2 separate regions of the Homo sapiens genome follow, and region 2 is linked to region 1. A link is a loop called in an ENCODE intact Hi-C map of the cell type or tissue named here. Cell type or tissue: heart left ventricle. All regions are shown on one strand.

Region 1 (8,000 bases):
TTCAAATTTCACTAAAATTTGAGACAACCTGATAGTTCATCTCTGTATCTGTGCATCTTTTATACTTCTCAGTAGTTTCTCATATTTTGTTGTTTAGTCATCCCTATGTGACTGAACGCCTGAAGAAGTGGAAATAATAATAATAAAATTTGTATATATGTATGTTATGTAATGCTATTATTTTTAGTGCGAGAAGCTACCTTTTAAGAAATACTTTGTCCATGATTTTTTTGCTTTTGTTTTTGTTTTTGTTTTGAGACAGGATCTCACTTTGTTCCCCAGGCTGGAGTGCAGTTCACGGCTCACTGTGGCCTCGACCTCCTGGGCTCGAGTGATCCTCCCTCCTCAGCTTCCTGAATAGCTGGGACCACAGGTGTATGCTACCACACCTGGCTAATTTTTGTATTTTTTTGTAGAGATGGAGTTTCAACATGTTGCCCAGGCTGGTCTAACTTTTGAGCTCAAGTGATCCTCCCAAAGTGCTGGGATTATATGCGTGAGCCACCACACCTGGCCAATGATATATATTGTTAAGTAAGAAAAGCAATTTGCAGAGTATTGTACACAATAAGATCTAATTTTTGTAAGAGAGTGGAACCCTACAGCTATATGCGTATGTCTTGTATATATTTGCTCAAGCATGGAGCTCTTAGGGGTTGAGGACTTTACAACCCTGATTTACCATGACAGGGTGGGAGTGGAGGGGGTAGGTGAATGGAAAGCAGATTATTAACCAAAAAGAAAGAAAAAGACAAAAAGGAAAAGAAGGTTGTCAGTTGCTCTGTGGCAGCTGTTGGCCACTTAGTTGCCTTTGTGGTTCCAGAAGCAGTCCTGGGAGGCCCCTCTGTAGGGAAGATGGAGAGCAAACAGGCAAGTCTGCTCAGGGGCCTTGAGAGGAAATGTCTCAAAGACGGCCAGTGCTAATGCCTTGTGTTGGCCTGGCGATCCCATAGGAGTTCAGTGAAGGTCTGACAGGGAAAGGTGCTGGCCCTACAGGGAAGCTACAGATCTGACTGCTCAGCCTAGCCAGCGCTTTCTTCTCACTCACACTCTCTGCCCACATCAGGAAGCACTCCTTGGCTACCCCAGTCTGTCACAATTGGAGCAAACACCCATAGGCCTGGGCCTATCCGCTGGCACAAAAACAAGCCAATAGACAAAGACTCGTATGGTGGTGGGGAGAACTGGCTTCAAGCCTAGGTTTGAATCTCAGCTCTACCACTTACCAGCTATGCAGCTTTAGGCAAGTTTCTTACCCACTCTGAGTTTCCTCATCTGTAAAATGGCTGTAGTGGAGAGCAAATGAGGTTAATGTGTGGGAAAGCCTGGACCAGGGCCTGGCCCAGTGGAGCAGCCAGGGGTGGTTCTCTTCCTCCTCTCTTCCTGTTAGTTGAGTCAGACACCAAGGACAGCAGGCAGAGCAGCTAAAGCCATGGCCTCCCTGGAGGAGCTCACGAGAAGGGAGGTGCACACACACAGACACACACACACACCAGGCCAGGAGCTGAAGCTGGGGAGTGAGTTGGTGATTTCAGATGGCTATCATCCCAAAAGCTTCTTGGCTGAATGGGGCCCTGAAGAACAGAGAGAAAAAGAACAGGAACGATGCGGGTGCAGAGAATTTCAATGCATGTCTCCCAGGCCAGCCTGGAGAGTGGAGCTGCTGCAACATCTGGTCAGCAATAAGCATGAGAGGTGGAGGACACAGACTCAGCAATTGGATTTTTCTTCTTTGGACACCAAGAAGCCACTGATGATACTGGGGTGACAGCTAGAGAGTGAGGGAGGACTGTCCCTCACTCCAGGAAGCTGGGAGGTGGAGTACGGTTGCTGGATGACAAATCGTAGTTCCCTTACTAAGGATCTGGGGCAAACAAACCCTCTCTGACTTGTTTTCACAAGGGTAAAATGGGGATAATTCTAGAAACCACCTCACCAGATTGTGAAGATAAAATTAAGCTGTTAAGCTAGTTCATGGGAAAGCACCCCCAGGGCTGGCTTTCTAGAGACAGACTCCTTCACCCTGGAAGAGGAGCATCTCAGCTCTTCAAGGCATTCAACTTTGCCCCTCCCTGGGGGGCCTGGTGACTTTATCCCTCCACATTCTCTTTACCTGAGGTACAATTTGCCTCCCATCCCCCAACCCTGGGCAAAGATGAACCATAGGCTTGGAGTTTTTTGCTCTATCTTTGACTCCAGCTCAAGTGTGGGCTGGTGAGCATTGGGTGGTCCTGGTGGGGAAAACCCAAGTCCCTATACCCCCCACTTCCTGCATGAGAGTTACTTCTCTAGAGGACCCTGGTCCTTATAATTGCAGATTCCTCAGAAGCCCTCACAGCATTATCACTCAGCTTTCTGGTTGCTTCCATGCAGCTCCCAGAGGGCAAGGGAGCCATTAGTTGGTGTGTGTGTGTGTGTGTGTGTGTGTGTGTGTGTGTGTGTGCGCGCGTGCGCGCACATACCTGTACAGAGGTTTATCTGGGATCTCAAGGAAGTCAGTTTGTGTCCAAAAAGCCTATTTCCTTTTAGAGGTTTGCAAATTTGAGAGAACTGGATCTTGGCAACAAATTCCCTCCTACCCCCCCACCCAGTGTGAAATCCAGTTTTTAAGTTTCAGCTGTAATTGCCTTGAGCTGCTCTTAACAACAACTTGTGATCTGCCAACTGCAGTTCTTGGCTCCTATGGCACTAATGAAGTTCTTTCCCTTGTAGAAGAGAGTGCGAACTCACTTATAAGGAAGCATAATTTGCTAGGCCTTGGAGAGGAGGCAAAGAGTTCCTGGAGCAGAAGGTACACACTTACAACCCCAGGCAATGGAGAGCTCCCCACACCAATTCACTCCGGGCAGGAAAGAAATCAAGATTCTCTGTGGCTTAGGTTGAAAGACAACACTCTGCAGGCATGGAGCTGCCAAAGGCCCCATCCAACTGTCAGTGGCCCATCACCTCCGGACAACCCAGAGTCAGACAGGATGGCATCACTGAGGACCACTAATGGAATTCTCAGGAATGAATCCCACGCTGGGTGATGTGATGGGGAAGGGGAATAGGATAATTTATCTCCAGGCTCTCCAGTTACACCAAAGGACAAAGTGATCCCACTGAAGAATAGAAACTTAGTGTTTTTTCTGGCCTTGTTCCACCTCACCTGGAGTCTGGCTTGGGCAATCCTGAACTGGTCCCACCATCCACTGGCCTGTATCCTTTCAGGGCTCCAGGTGTTTCTGGACCAAACTGGGGGTCAGGCTGCTTATTTTTGCGGCCCAGTAACGAGATGCAGATGAACCGGGAGAGAAGGGAGTTTTTATTTCTGTAACCAGTTACAGGGAGAAGGCCTCGAAGTTATTGCCAGATCAACTCAAAATTACGGTTTCCCACATCTTATATACCTTCTAAGCTATATGTCTACGTGTAAGTGTGCATTCATCTAAAGACATAAGTGACTATTTATTTATTTATTTATTTTGAGATGGAGTCTTGTTCTGTCACCCAGGCTGCAGTGCAGTGGAGCAATCTCGGCTCACTGCAAACTCCACCTCCTGGGTTCACGCCATTCTCCTGCCCCACCCTCCTGAGTAGCTGGGACTACAGGTGCCCACCACCAAGCCCGGCTAACTTTTTTGTGTTTTTAGTAGAGACAGGGTTTCACCGTGTTAGCCAGGATGGTCTCGATCTCCTGACCTCGTGATCCGCCCACCTCGGCCTCCCAAAGTGCTGGGATTACAGGTGTGAGCCACCACATCCGGCCAACTTCTTTCAATCTATAACTAAGGTCTGAGTCTTGAAGACCTTCCTCTGGAGCCTCAGTAAGTTTACTTAATCTAAATGGGTCCAAGTGCTGGGGTGATTACCCTTAATCTTGTCTCCTGCTAAATCATGGAGGTATGGGGAGTTCCTTCAGACCCCCGATAAACTTGTTTAATCCTAAACAGGTCCTGTTAAGAATTCCTTCGCTATTTTGTCATGCTTCAAGGCCCAGGAAAGGTCTAGGCAAAACTCCCAGTGGAGCTTTTGTTACACTTCAGCCTTCGTATAAGGGCAGTGGCCCCTTCAGCTTTTAATATTTAATTTAATCACTCAGTCAGTACTGAATCAGTTGTTATGGAGTCCTGCATTAGTGAGACCTGGCCTGGCACACACGGTGACCACTCAGGCCAGCAGAGCTTCACACAGCAGCCCGGTCCTGGTACGCTCTGTTTCTGTGACCTCCCAACCCCAACTGCCTACTTTTTTCTTTGCTTCCTTTCCCCCAGAAGCCAGTGTGTTGTGCTGACAACTAGAAGGGAAGTTCTCTAGGCTCTTCTCCAGCAAGCAGGCTACACAGCTGCAGCAGGCAGGGCCTGTGTCCCTGGGGATTGTCTGGTCAGGCTTGCTGTTGACCCTTCCTCCTGGGCCCAGGCAACACACAGAGAGCTTTTGGGTCCACACCAACATGGGTTCTGTTATGTTGCTCCTCAGCAACATAAACCTCAAGTCTGGCAGCCACTCTTCTGGGGTATGCCTTAAAAACAGCATCTGCAAATTCCAGAGTGCTTGCTAGTGGAGAAGAGCAGAGACACCGGGTTGGAGACAGTGTCCACTGTAAAGGGTTTGGTGCTCTAAAATCTGCTCTAAATTTAGGATCTACATGTTTGCCTTTTCATCTATTCTCCTCTCATAATGCGGCAGTTGTTGCTACCACTGCTGACTCTTCCTGCTTAAGCCAGGAGGCCTCCTCTGCGCTGCTGAAGTGTCCACACATTAGCTTGTCTGCCTTTGTGAGGCCCCTGTGTATCACTGTGTCAAAGGCATGCGAATCTTGCAGATGATGCAGTACCAGGCCCTGTCCCCGCTCATATTACCTGAATAGCTCTGATTTCCACGGAGAGGGTCAGCCAGAGCCAGCTAACCAAGCCTCTCAACATGCAGTACAAACCCAGGAAGCCTGCAGGTGACTGCTCACCAGAGGGCGATCTCACACAGCAAACCTGCAGCCTTCTGAGGTCTGGGAAAAGCAGAATGCCTTTGCTTTCTCTTTGGGGCCTGATTTCCTCAGATTAGACAGGGAATAAAGAGAAATATAATCCATGTCAGCAGGGGATGAGGACCCAGAGTGCAGAAGACACACAGGCTGAAAGCCATCATTTCCTGTGTTATGGACAGGGCACCTACCCTGGGGGGACAAGACATAACCATGTCTGCAACCAAACCCTCCCCAGCATGTCAGTGTGGAAGAGTCGCCAAAAGGACAAGCATTTGTCTGTTTTTTAGTGTGTATTAAAATGAATTTATTTACACAGTAACATGATGCCACGGAGTACACAGCAAAGTACCACAGCAAACCAAAGGGTGGCACCACTGCTGGCAGAGAGGACCTTTCAATGATAGATTTATACAACTTTACAATATGTAAGTAGAGGGGTGAAGCTCCGGAAAGAGCAAAAACAAGATTTTCAAATACAGAGTGTGGGCAGGGCCAGAGAGAATTAAAGAGAGATTGGAATGAGGACTGTCATGATTCAAATCACCAAGTAGAATGAAATCTTGCTTCTGTATTTGCCTCATGCCAAAATGCCCTGCATATCCTCAACAGAAAATCCCAACCCAGTGTGTTCATACATCACACTCTTTAGTTCTAACTGGTAAAGGAAGGGATAACCAAGTAGTATTTGGAGCAAGTTCCTGAAACAGTGTGGTTTAACCTTTCAAAAATGAACCCTATGTCTGGTTCAACATTCAAGTTATCATGAGTGCGGACACACACATACTATCCACACACTAACGGGCAAAGTGGGTTTTCTGTACTACAACAATATTCGTAGCAAAATATATGACTCTGTACTTCTGCTAGGTTAAAAAATGTCCGACCTCTTTTGATTCCCTGAAACTTTCTTGATTTAAAAAACAAAACCAAACCAAACCAAACCATGGGGGTGAATGGGACACGTCAAGATAAAAAGCTGGAATAAACCCAGAGACTTTCTGGAGTGGGAAACATGTAATGGGATGTTGGGAATGCAGGCCCTTGCAGCCCACCTAGGTGGGGAAAGCTTCTAGCAGTGGTTGATGCAAAAATCTATTCTAATTTTAAACAGTTGCAGGGAGGGGGTGTTTAACGGCTGTATAGCACCTTGTACCTTCTGGGCACTTACAGATATTAAATGATGGTGATGATGAATGGTACACAACTCTGTAGGAAGGTTTATAAAAACAATTACAATTTGTTAAGAAATTTCCCAAGAGTTCTTTAAACAAACCTATTTAAACTACCATATCTCTTTAAAAAAATCTTCCGCTCTCAGTATTATATGATGTTCTCAAGCTGAGGTTTGGGCAATAGCCACAGTCATGTCAAGGGGACATGGAAGAGATCCTTCTCCTTAAATACTGAGGAACTTTGTATCTGCCAGGGCTTTCTTCATCTTCATCATCATCATCATCTTCTAATATACAAAATGGACTTCTTTTTAAAAAGGTGCTTTTCTGAGGATGGATTTATCAGCTAAATGCCTTGACATGGAATGTATGTGAACTCCCCTCCCACAGCATCTGTCACAGCTCACCCTCATCATCTTAGAAGCATCAGGATAAAAAGGCTTGATTTCTTTGGTATAATCTCTCCCAGGATCTTGCACTGCAACTCTTCTGGCTTCCCTTATGGCACCGTTTTTGGTCCATGGAATCCCCACTTTTGGCACTGCTGTAAGCACGGACAGCTGGACTTCAGTGCGCACTTCAGCAAGAGCAGCACTTGGATTTGTCTCGGCACAGCACTTTGGGCCTTTGAGAATATGAGCTTCGATGACATAAAGCTAATAACTTGGTTTTGTGGGCAGCCATCCTGTTCACTCATTAGGCTGGAGCGGAATTTTCAATCCTTGTCAACTAGTGAGGAGAATGAAAAACATGCCAGGGTTGGCCCAGCAAGTCCAGTTTGTCTCACCCCTCTCCAAGAATGTTCATACTATATTTACACATCTAGAATCATTTGAAATATAGTGTAGTATCCTAAATCCATCTCTATTTCTGTGACTAGCCTGTACTTTTTCAGATCACTGCTGGTAAAATCTAGAAGAAATCCTAATTGCAGTCAAATCTAGCGAAAACCCTAATTCCAGCAAAACCAAATGTCAGGTTACTTCCCTGAACCAAAGTATTCATAACTCAAAATTGAGACGCTTAGTAGGACCCAAAGATCTTTCCTGGAAACTTTTTTTTGAGACGAAGTTGCTCAATCTCCCAGGCTGGAGTGCGATGGCGTGATCTTGGCTCACTGCAACCTTTGCCTCCTGGGTTCAAGAGATTCTCTTGCCTCAGCCTCCCGAGTAGCTTAGATTACAGGTGCCTGCCATCATGCCCGGCTAATTTTTGTATTTTTAGTAGAGATGGAGTTTCACCATGTTGGCCAGGCTGGTCTCAAACTCCTGACCTCAGGTGATCTGCCCACCTCGCCCTCCTAAAGTGTTGGGATTACAGGCGTGAGCCACTGCGCCTGGCCTGGGAACTTCATACTACTAGAAACTTTTAAGATATAATTTTTAGTAGTTTTACTCCCAGAAATGTCATTAATATTTCTAGAGCTTTAGATCTCTTGGCTTAGACTTTCCCATGTTTACAAACTTATTCTGAGTTTGGAAGCAAAAGTGACCCCCACTTAATCTGATAATGGGAGGCTACTCCAACTGTTAAAATCCTAACCAATATGTTTTACTTCTAGCTCCTCAACAGCAGCAGGGTAGGTAGGATGAGTGCTTGTGCCCTCACCTCAACCCATACCTCACCCAGTTCATCTTCTGAGGGCAAATCTTGAAACTCATTGCCATATTCCTGGCTTCCAGTTCTAGCTCAGCCTAGGGGTTGGTGATTCTTACGTTGTTGTTCCACAGGTTACAGTGACTCTTTTTCTCATCCTGCTGTTATTCTTCATGAATTGGCTTCTAGGCAACCCAGTAGTGTACATATACCAAAAGGGCTCACCTCAGCCAGCACAGGAGGCTTCTTGAAGTTCTAGTCCTCTTTAT
Region 2 (8,000 bases), 730 kb after region 1:
AGAAATCCAGAGCACTGACACTAAGACAAGGCAGAGAGGAGTGAGGTCACAGGAAATGAGCCACAATAGACCAGCCCCCGATCTTGTCTTCTAAAAGCCTCTCTCCCTGAGGTTTGAGTCTGGGTGGGCCAGATCCAAAGCCTCCAAGTTCTCTGGTGCTTCCAAGCCTGGAAGTCAAGAAGAAGGAAGGAGAGCCTCACCCACTGGGAGGGAGAGGGGAGTGGCAGAGACCCAAAGTGAGACAGAGACGTCAGGATAACAACCACGTGACAGCCACCACTACGAAGCACTTACAGCATGCACATGTGCTCAGCCTGCACTACGTTTTCTCATTGTAATCCTCTAAACAACCACATCAAGGATACTGTTAGACCCATACACAGATGAGACTCCAGGAGGCTAATTATGACTCACCAAGGTCATGGCCTGTAAACCTCAGAGCCAAGATTTAAGCCTGGATCTTTCTGGCTCTAAAGACCATTCTTGGAACCACTATGAAAAAGAAGAAAGAACGGGGAAGTTGGTGCCAAGGTCCAGCATCTCAAGGTCCCAGACTCCCCGGCCCAGGGCAGTGGGGCCTCCAATCTCCCAAACTAATACTTCCTTAGACAGCCTTGCAGACACTCCAGTGGCTTACGAGCCCAAGGAATATCTGCCTATTCCGAGCCTTTGACCCTGGAGGTAAGACCAGGGGTACCATGGGAAAAACCTGGCCATGCATCAGAGCTGAGGCAGAATGCTTGGGGTTAAAAATAACATTTTTACAGCAATAAGTCCATGCCAACCACTGCTCTAAGTTTTATATATATATATATGTTTAATTCTCACAATAACATGTAGAAGTGAGTATCATCCCCATTTTATAAATGAGGAAACTGAGGCATACAGTGCTTAATGCACCCAAAGTCTCACAGCCTGAGTGGCAGAGTCCAGGTTTAATTTCAGGCAGTGAGGTTGCAGAGGCTGTGACTATAATCATTCAACATCCTGCCTATAAAAACAACCAAGGGCTGCTCTCAAGCCCAGAGCTATGCAGGATGGTGTTGGGGATAAGATTTGACTTACAGCTACTACTTGCTCACAATTTTTAGAATGCAGAAAATAAGACACCTGTGTCTTTGCAGACTTGGCACAGAGCAGCAAGCTGGGCTGCTCCTGCTCTTGCCTTTGCTTGGGGAGATATAGCCCCAGGCAGCGAGGCTGACCCACTGAATGACTTGGGCAAGTCATGTTCCTTCAGGGCCCAGCACCCCCTCCCTTTTTTTTGATACAGAGTTTCATTCTTGTTGCCCAGGCTGGAGTACAATGGCTCAATCTCAGCTTATGGCAACTTCTGCCTCCCAGGTTCAAGTGATTCTCCTGCCTCAGCCTCCCAAGTAGCTGGGATTACAGGCATGTGCCACCACGCCCAGCTAGTTTTGTATTTTTAGCAGAGATGGGGTTTCTCCATGTTGGTCAGGCTGGTCTCAAACTCCTGACCTCAGGTGATCCACCTGCCTCCATCTCCCAAAGTGCTGGGATTACAGGTGTGAGCCACCTTGCCCGGCAGCACCAGCCAGTTCTAAAAAACCAGCCTCCTCATTCCACCCACCTCCTGGAGTCTGAGGCACTCTTCAGGGTTCTGAAATACCTCTCCTGGCTGTAGGCCAGTGGTCTGGAGACCCCAAAGCTGACCTGGTTCTCTAAACACGTTCTTTAAATCCAGGCAGGAAAATCGACATTTTGGACATGGACTGTTACTCTAAACACACAGGGGGAGCTGTTTCTTAGATCCCCCCACCCCGGCAAGAAGGGTCACTTTGCGAAGTTCATAAATCAGTGCACCTCTCTCTCCTCCCTGTGGATGGCTCCATTGGCATCTGAATTTCCATGTGATGAAGGTGCCTTAATGAGATGGGCTGTTCTGTAACCGCAGAATTGGGGTGAGTGCAGCAGGAGGTGTTTAGCACGGGGCTGAGTAAATGTCATCAGCTATTGTCGTCACTACCACTATTGTCATCTGCCCTGGGCAGCCCCCTCTTCTGGGACAGCAACCACACCCTGTTGTGCACCCCCAACTTGCAGCTCCAGAAAGCACACCCAGGAAGAAGGCAGTGGTCTTCATCGCTATCTTAGAAAGGCGGCCAGATGGCAGTGTTCTGGGAAAAGGGGAGGAAGCTCTCCCTTTAGAGGCTGCCAGCTGGGACACAGGACCTCATTAATCAGTCTCCATTGCAGAGTAAACATGCTGGCTCCACCACTGGATTCAAGGGCCTTCAACTCCTTTCGGAGATCCCCTTTGTGCTAAAGCCCCCTGCCTTGGGGGACCTGGAATATCCTTGTCCCTCTTGTGCTTTCAAACTAAAACTAGGTAAAGGTCTAGAGAGGCTGTACTGTGAGGTCCTGGAGGGGCAGCCCCATGAGGTAGCTCCATGACAAACTGACTATGAGGCCAGCTGTTTCCTCCACACTCCACTTCTCTGGGCCCCCAGGCTCCCCATCCCAGTTGGAAACCAGGCAGCCACATTCTAGCTGTTGAAGAAGGCAGGGGCCCTCCCCATTTAAGAAAGGGGCCCAGCTCATGGGGAAGGGGCTATGCACCCACAACAAAGGTGGGGGGTAGGGAGAGAGGAGAAACTATGCCTCTTCTCTTTGCTTCCTCACCCCCACATTCTCCCAGCTACCCCAGCTCAGAAGGGGCAAGGCCCAGGGAAAATGCCCCTCACTCTTGTCGTCATATCTAGCCCCAGCCAGCTGGGACACAGGACCTCGTTAATCAGTCTCCATTGCACAGTAACTATGCTGGCTCCACCACTGGATCTGGGGACCTTCAACTCCTCCTTTCAGAAACAGAGTACCAACGGTGTTCCTGACCTGTACCAGGCCATTCTCTTACACACTTTTGATCCCATTTGATCTTTATGATAGCATGTGGAAGTAGAGATTTTACAAATGAGGAAACAGGCTCAGAGAGGTCAAGGCATTTTCCCAAGGTCACACAGCTGAGAAGGGGTGAATCTGGAAACTCCAGTCTGCCCTTTTGTAGCCTGATGAGAGCAGCTGTGCCAGCCCTGCCCCAAATGGTTGAGCCCACAAGGTGGCCACAGCATCTCTGCCTGAAACCTACATTGAGGGGTCAAGGGGAAAAGGAATGCCTGGCCTGGCACTGCTTACACCTGCTCTGGGAGAACCTGTCCGTCTGGCTCCCTGGGCCTTCAGAGAAAATGCCGTGTGGGTAATGGTCAAGGTGCTAGATTTTCCTGGAGAGGAAAAGCAGTCACCCCCCAAGGCACAACTTCTTCCTTGCTCCCTGCTTGGCAGGGAGTCGGGCACCCAGCACACTGCCAGGGCTGAGAGTGGGAAACAGAGAGGGAGTGGGCATTGAGGGGTCCAGGAGGCAGCTGTGCCCTCCTTCCCACCCACTTGACCACAGGCCACTCACTTGACTGGGCCACTGAAAAAGATTCATCAGAAAATGTTAATATGTTCTAAAAGGGTCAGGGGTCACAAGTGTCACCCATCCCCCAGGAGTTAGGCAGTTAAGAGGAAGTGGGCCCACTGAGGGGGTTAGGGAAGTGCCACCCCACATGGGCACACAGTCTCAGGACTGCCAGGCCTCCCGATTTTTCAAGAGAAGCCAAAATTCAGACTTTGTGCAGAAAATGCCCATTTTTTAAAGGTTGGCCACTAATTCGATTTTTTTAAAGTACCATGTGGGCCAAACATCTTGCTTCTGCCCTTAGATGTTCCCATTGACCCAGGCTCAGTGGATATCAGCACAGTGTAAGCCCTTTGCTCACACAGGGCTCCCCACCATGGACACCCTCCCCTTCTTTCTGAATCTTCCCATGTCACTTCTTGGGTCCTCTCCATCCCCAACCTCCGGAGCCATAGAGGGGTGCCTGGACCCAGGCCCAGCACTTCCCAGTTCCCAGAGCCCCTTTGCTGTGGTTTGAGTATTTCTGTCAACTCCAAAATTTATGCTGAAACTTAATTCCCAGTGCTACAATATTGAAAGGTGGAACCTTTAGGGAGGTGGTTAAGTCATGAGTACTCTGCCCTCATGAATGGATTAGGGCCTTTAAAAAGGACTTGTGGCTGTCTGGGCCCAGTGGCTCATGCCTGTAATCCCAGCACTTTGGGAGGCCAAGGCAGGTGGATCACCTGAGGTCAGGAGTTCGAGACCAGCCTGGTCAACATAGTTAAACCCTGTCTCTACTAAAAATACAAAAAATTAGCTGGACATGGTGGCACACACCTGTAATTCCAGCTACTTGGGAGGCTGAGGCAGGAGAATTGCCTGAACCTGGAAGGCAGAGGTTGCAGTGAGCCCACATGGCGCCACTACACTCCAGCCGAGGCAACAGAGCGAGATTCAGTCTCAAAAGAACAAAAAAAGTGGGGGCTTGTGGTATTTGTGGGCGTGGGATCACCCTCTTTTACTCCTCTACCATGAAAAGAAATCACATTCCTCCCATCAGAGGATGCAGCCTTCAAGGCGCCACCTTGGAAGCACAGAGCAGCCCTCACCAGACAGCAAAACTGCCAGCACCTTGATCTTGGACTTCCCAGCCTCCAGAGCTGTAAGAAATGAGTTTCTGTTCTTTATAAATCACCCAGTCTCAGGCATTTGGTTAGTGTGGCACAAACGGAATAAGACATCCTTTCCATACACTCGCATCTGAGCCTCAGGCATCATGGTCCCCTTCTAAAGATGTAGAAACTGAGGCTCAGAAGGGACAGAGTCTTAAGTGGGTGGGCCCTGACCTCAGCCCAGGCCTCCTTCTGCTGCCCCAAGTCAGTGAGCTGATCCCTCCTGCAGCCCAGGGAACACAGGCAAGCCCTTTCCTCCTGTGCTCCACCAGACTGAATTGGCCTGAGCACAGATGAGGACACCAGGCTGTTGTGAAGAGCAAGACACCAGGATTCTGGGGGCAGAGGAAGCACTGATTTTACTCAACTCTCCATCCTCAGTAGGCCTTTAAAAAATTTTTTTTTTTTTGCAACAGGGTCTCATTCTCTTACCCAGGCTGGAGTGTAGTGGTGCGACCATGGCTCACTACAGCTTCCACGTCACAGACCCAAGCGATCCTCCCACCTCAGCCTCCTGAATAGCTGGGACTACAGGTGTATGCCATCACTCCCAGATAATTCATTTATTTCTTTTTTGAGACAGCATCTCGCTCTGTTATCCAGGCTGGAGTACAGTGGTGCAATCTTGGCTCACTGCAACCTCTGCCTCCCAGGTTCAAGCAATTCTCCTGCCTCAGCCTCCTGAGTGGCTGGGACTACAGCTGCGTGCCACCATGCCCAGCTTTTATACTTTTAGTAGAGATGGGGTTTCACCATGTTGGCCAGGCTGGTCTCAAACTCCTGACCTGAAGTGGTTTGCCCACCTCAGCCTCCCAAAGTATTACAGGCGTGAGTCACTGCGCCCAGCCTTAATTCATTTGTTTTTTATAGAGACAGGGTCACTATGCTGCCAGGGCTGCAAGTGAACACTTTTGATTGACATTCTGTGGTGGAGCAGGGCCCCAGTCCCCAGAAAGGGCCAAACTAGGCTGTAGGTAGGCTGCTAGTGGCTTTGGTAGTGGGAATGGATGATGGACTAGTTGGATTTTTCTCCATTTGGAGGTGATGCTGGCTCTGTTATGTGCAGTCTCATTGATTTTTTAATCAAGAAATTGCTCCATTGGTGGGGTAGGCAGGGATGGGAATTAGGCTCAGGGGCCTAGGCTCACAGAGAGCTGGGGCTCAGGACCCAAAACAAGGCTCGTCATGGGAGACTGGAGAGGTGAGGAAATCCACAAGCCTAAGACATGAAAGAACCGATGTCCTTTCTCTGTGTTTTACACATACGCACACACGTGCCCAAGGCATGTATGGAAACACCAGCACATGCACACACATGCGTAAACAGGCAGATATACACACAAACACACTCATAAGCCTCCAAGCCTTTGCTCACACAGGGCTCCCCACCTGGGACGCCCTCCCCTTCTTTCTGAATCTTCCCATGTCACTTCTTGGGTCTTCTCCATCCCCAACCTCTGGAGCCATAGAAGTGTGCCTAGACCCAGGCTCACACTTGGGGTAATACCCATACCTAACCCTCTACAGGAGTTCTGGGTGTCAGTGGGGTGAGGGCTGGGGGAAAGGGTCCTGAAGCAGGTTCAAGCCCAGGGCCCAGGACAGTCCCAGGACTGACAGCGGGGCAGGGAGGCATCCTGAAGCTGCCAGGATGGGAGTGCTGAGCCTGCTGGCAGGGGTCTGATGAGGCCCCTCTGTAAGGAGAAAAGAACAGCCCAGGCTGGGCCAGGAAGGGCCTGAAAACGCCTCCTTCAGTGCCCTCTCCTGGAAGCCCTCCAGGACTGCCAGCTGCTCTCTCCTTTCCCTGAATTCCTCAGCCCCGACTATTGGCAGAACCCGCTGGATACTATGCTCAGGGAATTTTAAATCCATCTTCCTGGAGCCCCCAACCTTTGGGATCAGCTCAGACCCAGGATTGGACTTATAAAATCCAAGCCCCTCAGCAGTGAGGAGGCAGCCTCCTGCACCTAGCAACGGAGAAACCAGACCAAATATGATTGGTCACTTCTCTCTCATGGGAGGGAATGCATGAGCTGATTGGCTGGTGATGCTTATAAAAGGGAGAAGCCAGTGGGCTCAAAGAAGCAAACCCATGCTAAGAGAGATGGTCGGGCTTGGCTGTCTTCAAAGAGGACAGTCCCAGCTCAGAAGTCCTCCGTCACCCAGGCAGGCCAGAGCAGAGAACTATCCAGTGGAGGGGTCCCGTTTCAGCCACACTCCCAGCAGATTTCAACCTTGGTATTCCCAGGAAGGTGGGCCCAAACTCTCAGTCTGCTCATGGGGGAGAACTATTTGCAATGAAGTGAAAGGTTCTGGCACTCGGAGGGTTAAGCCTAGATTAACCAGAACCAACCTATCCACGTTCCCCAGAGGGCCCCAGCACCCATAGGCGAGGGTGTGTTTCTGGAAGGTAGGCAGGGGTCCAGCCACATCTGGGAGAAGCCAAGAGCTTCCAAGCTGGAGGGGCTTTGGGGATGATGTAGCCCAGTTGCTACTACACATATCAGGAAACGGTGGCCCAGAGAAAGGGAGGCAGGGGAGAATTTGTCCTTGGTCACTCAGGTACTTACAAGCAGATGGGACTGGGACCCAACTGGTCTGTCCAGGGCTCTTTCCCCTGCACCACTCAAGCCTGCAGATCCTGTGTTGGGCCCGGCTCTTGTTTACCTTCCTGCCTTTGCATATACGCCTGGGATGCCTTTCCCTCCACCTCCACCAGGTAAGCCCCCACCCACTCTTCAATTTTCAACCCCAGGATCACCTTGTCTAGGAAGCCCTCTCAGGTGCCCTCTTTGTTCATCTTTGTGCTCCCGAGGCCTCCTGCACACCCAGCTCTGGTCACACTGGACTCTCACTGTGTGTTTACATGTCTGTCTCCCCACAAGGCTGTGACCCCTCGAGAACAGGGTCCGTCTGCTCCGTCCTCATGTCTCCGCCAGCCTGGTCAGGTCCAGGGCACAGCTAAAGGCTGATAAGTAAATGTCTCTTCAGTAGAGGAATGACAGACTTTGGTATTTTAATCTCACAGTTTTCTTCCAACGTGATTCCCGTTTTCTGTGTGCCCAGCCCTGTGCTTGGTCAGAGAAAGAGGGGGAAGAGCAGAGGTCCAAGCCCCACTCTCAAGAGCTCCCAGTCCGGATCAGGGCAGATGTGTTCAGTCAAGGGTCCAGGCATCGTGAGCTTGGGGTTATTACTTAGAGACCTGGGTGCCAGGAGTGGGAGCACTAGACGCGGCTGAAACTGGTTTTGCCCTGGCCTGGGTGCGCATGCAGCAGGCAGATCCTAGGAGGGGGCTGTCTGCTTCCCTAGGTCTTCCGGGCCCATTGTAAAGCTGTGAGACCACTGCTCTGAAGAGCTCTCAGGCCCCATTGCACAGCTCCAGGGGGCATTTCCTATGTGAGCAGCACAGCCCTGGAACTCTGCTTCATAGA

The links. A loop is a pair of places that touch in the nucleus more often than their neighbours do. Peaks named below come from ENCODE experiments on the same cell type or tissue, not always from the same donor. Only the 100,000 strongest peaks of a DNase experiment are listed, where the experiment ranks them.
Region 2: a loop joins it to region 1, with 2.9 times the contacts of the local background. A loop is called at or near these places in 12 of 110 quality-filtered maps.

Annotation. Positions count from the first base shown.
Region 1 is chr15:77,102,916-77,110,915 of GRCh38, forward strand. It overlaps PEAK1 (pseudopodium enriched atypical kinase 1), which reads right to left. Exons shown (of 10, transcript NM_001385026.1): 10 at 5,243-8,000. Among named protein-coding and RNA genes, the nearest start is that of TSPAN3, 36 kb to the left of the region's middle. In heart left ventricle, a CTCF peak has its summit at 4,938 (motif pointing right); a DNase peak (open chromatin) is centred at 4,346; H3K27ac peaks cover 1,579 bases.
Region 2 is chr15:77,830,013-77,838,012 of GRCh38, forward strand. No RefSeq gene overlaps it. Among named protein-coding and RNA genes, the nearest start is that of LINGO1-AS2, 170 kb to the left of the region's middle. In heart left ventricle, no CTCF peak of the experiment used is centred here; no DNase peak of the experiment used is centred here; H3K27me3 peaks cover 1,302 bases.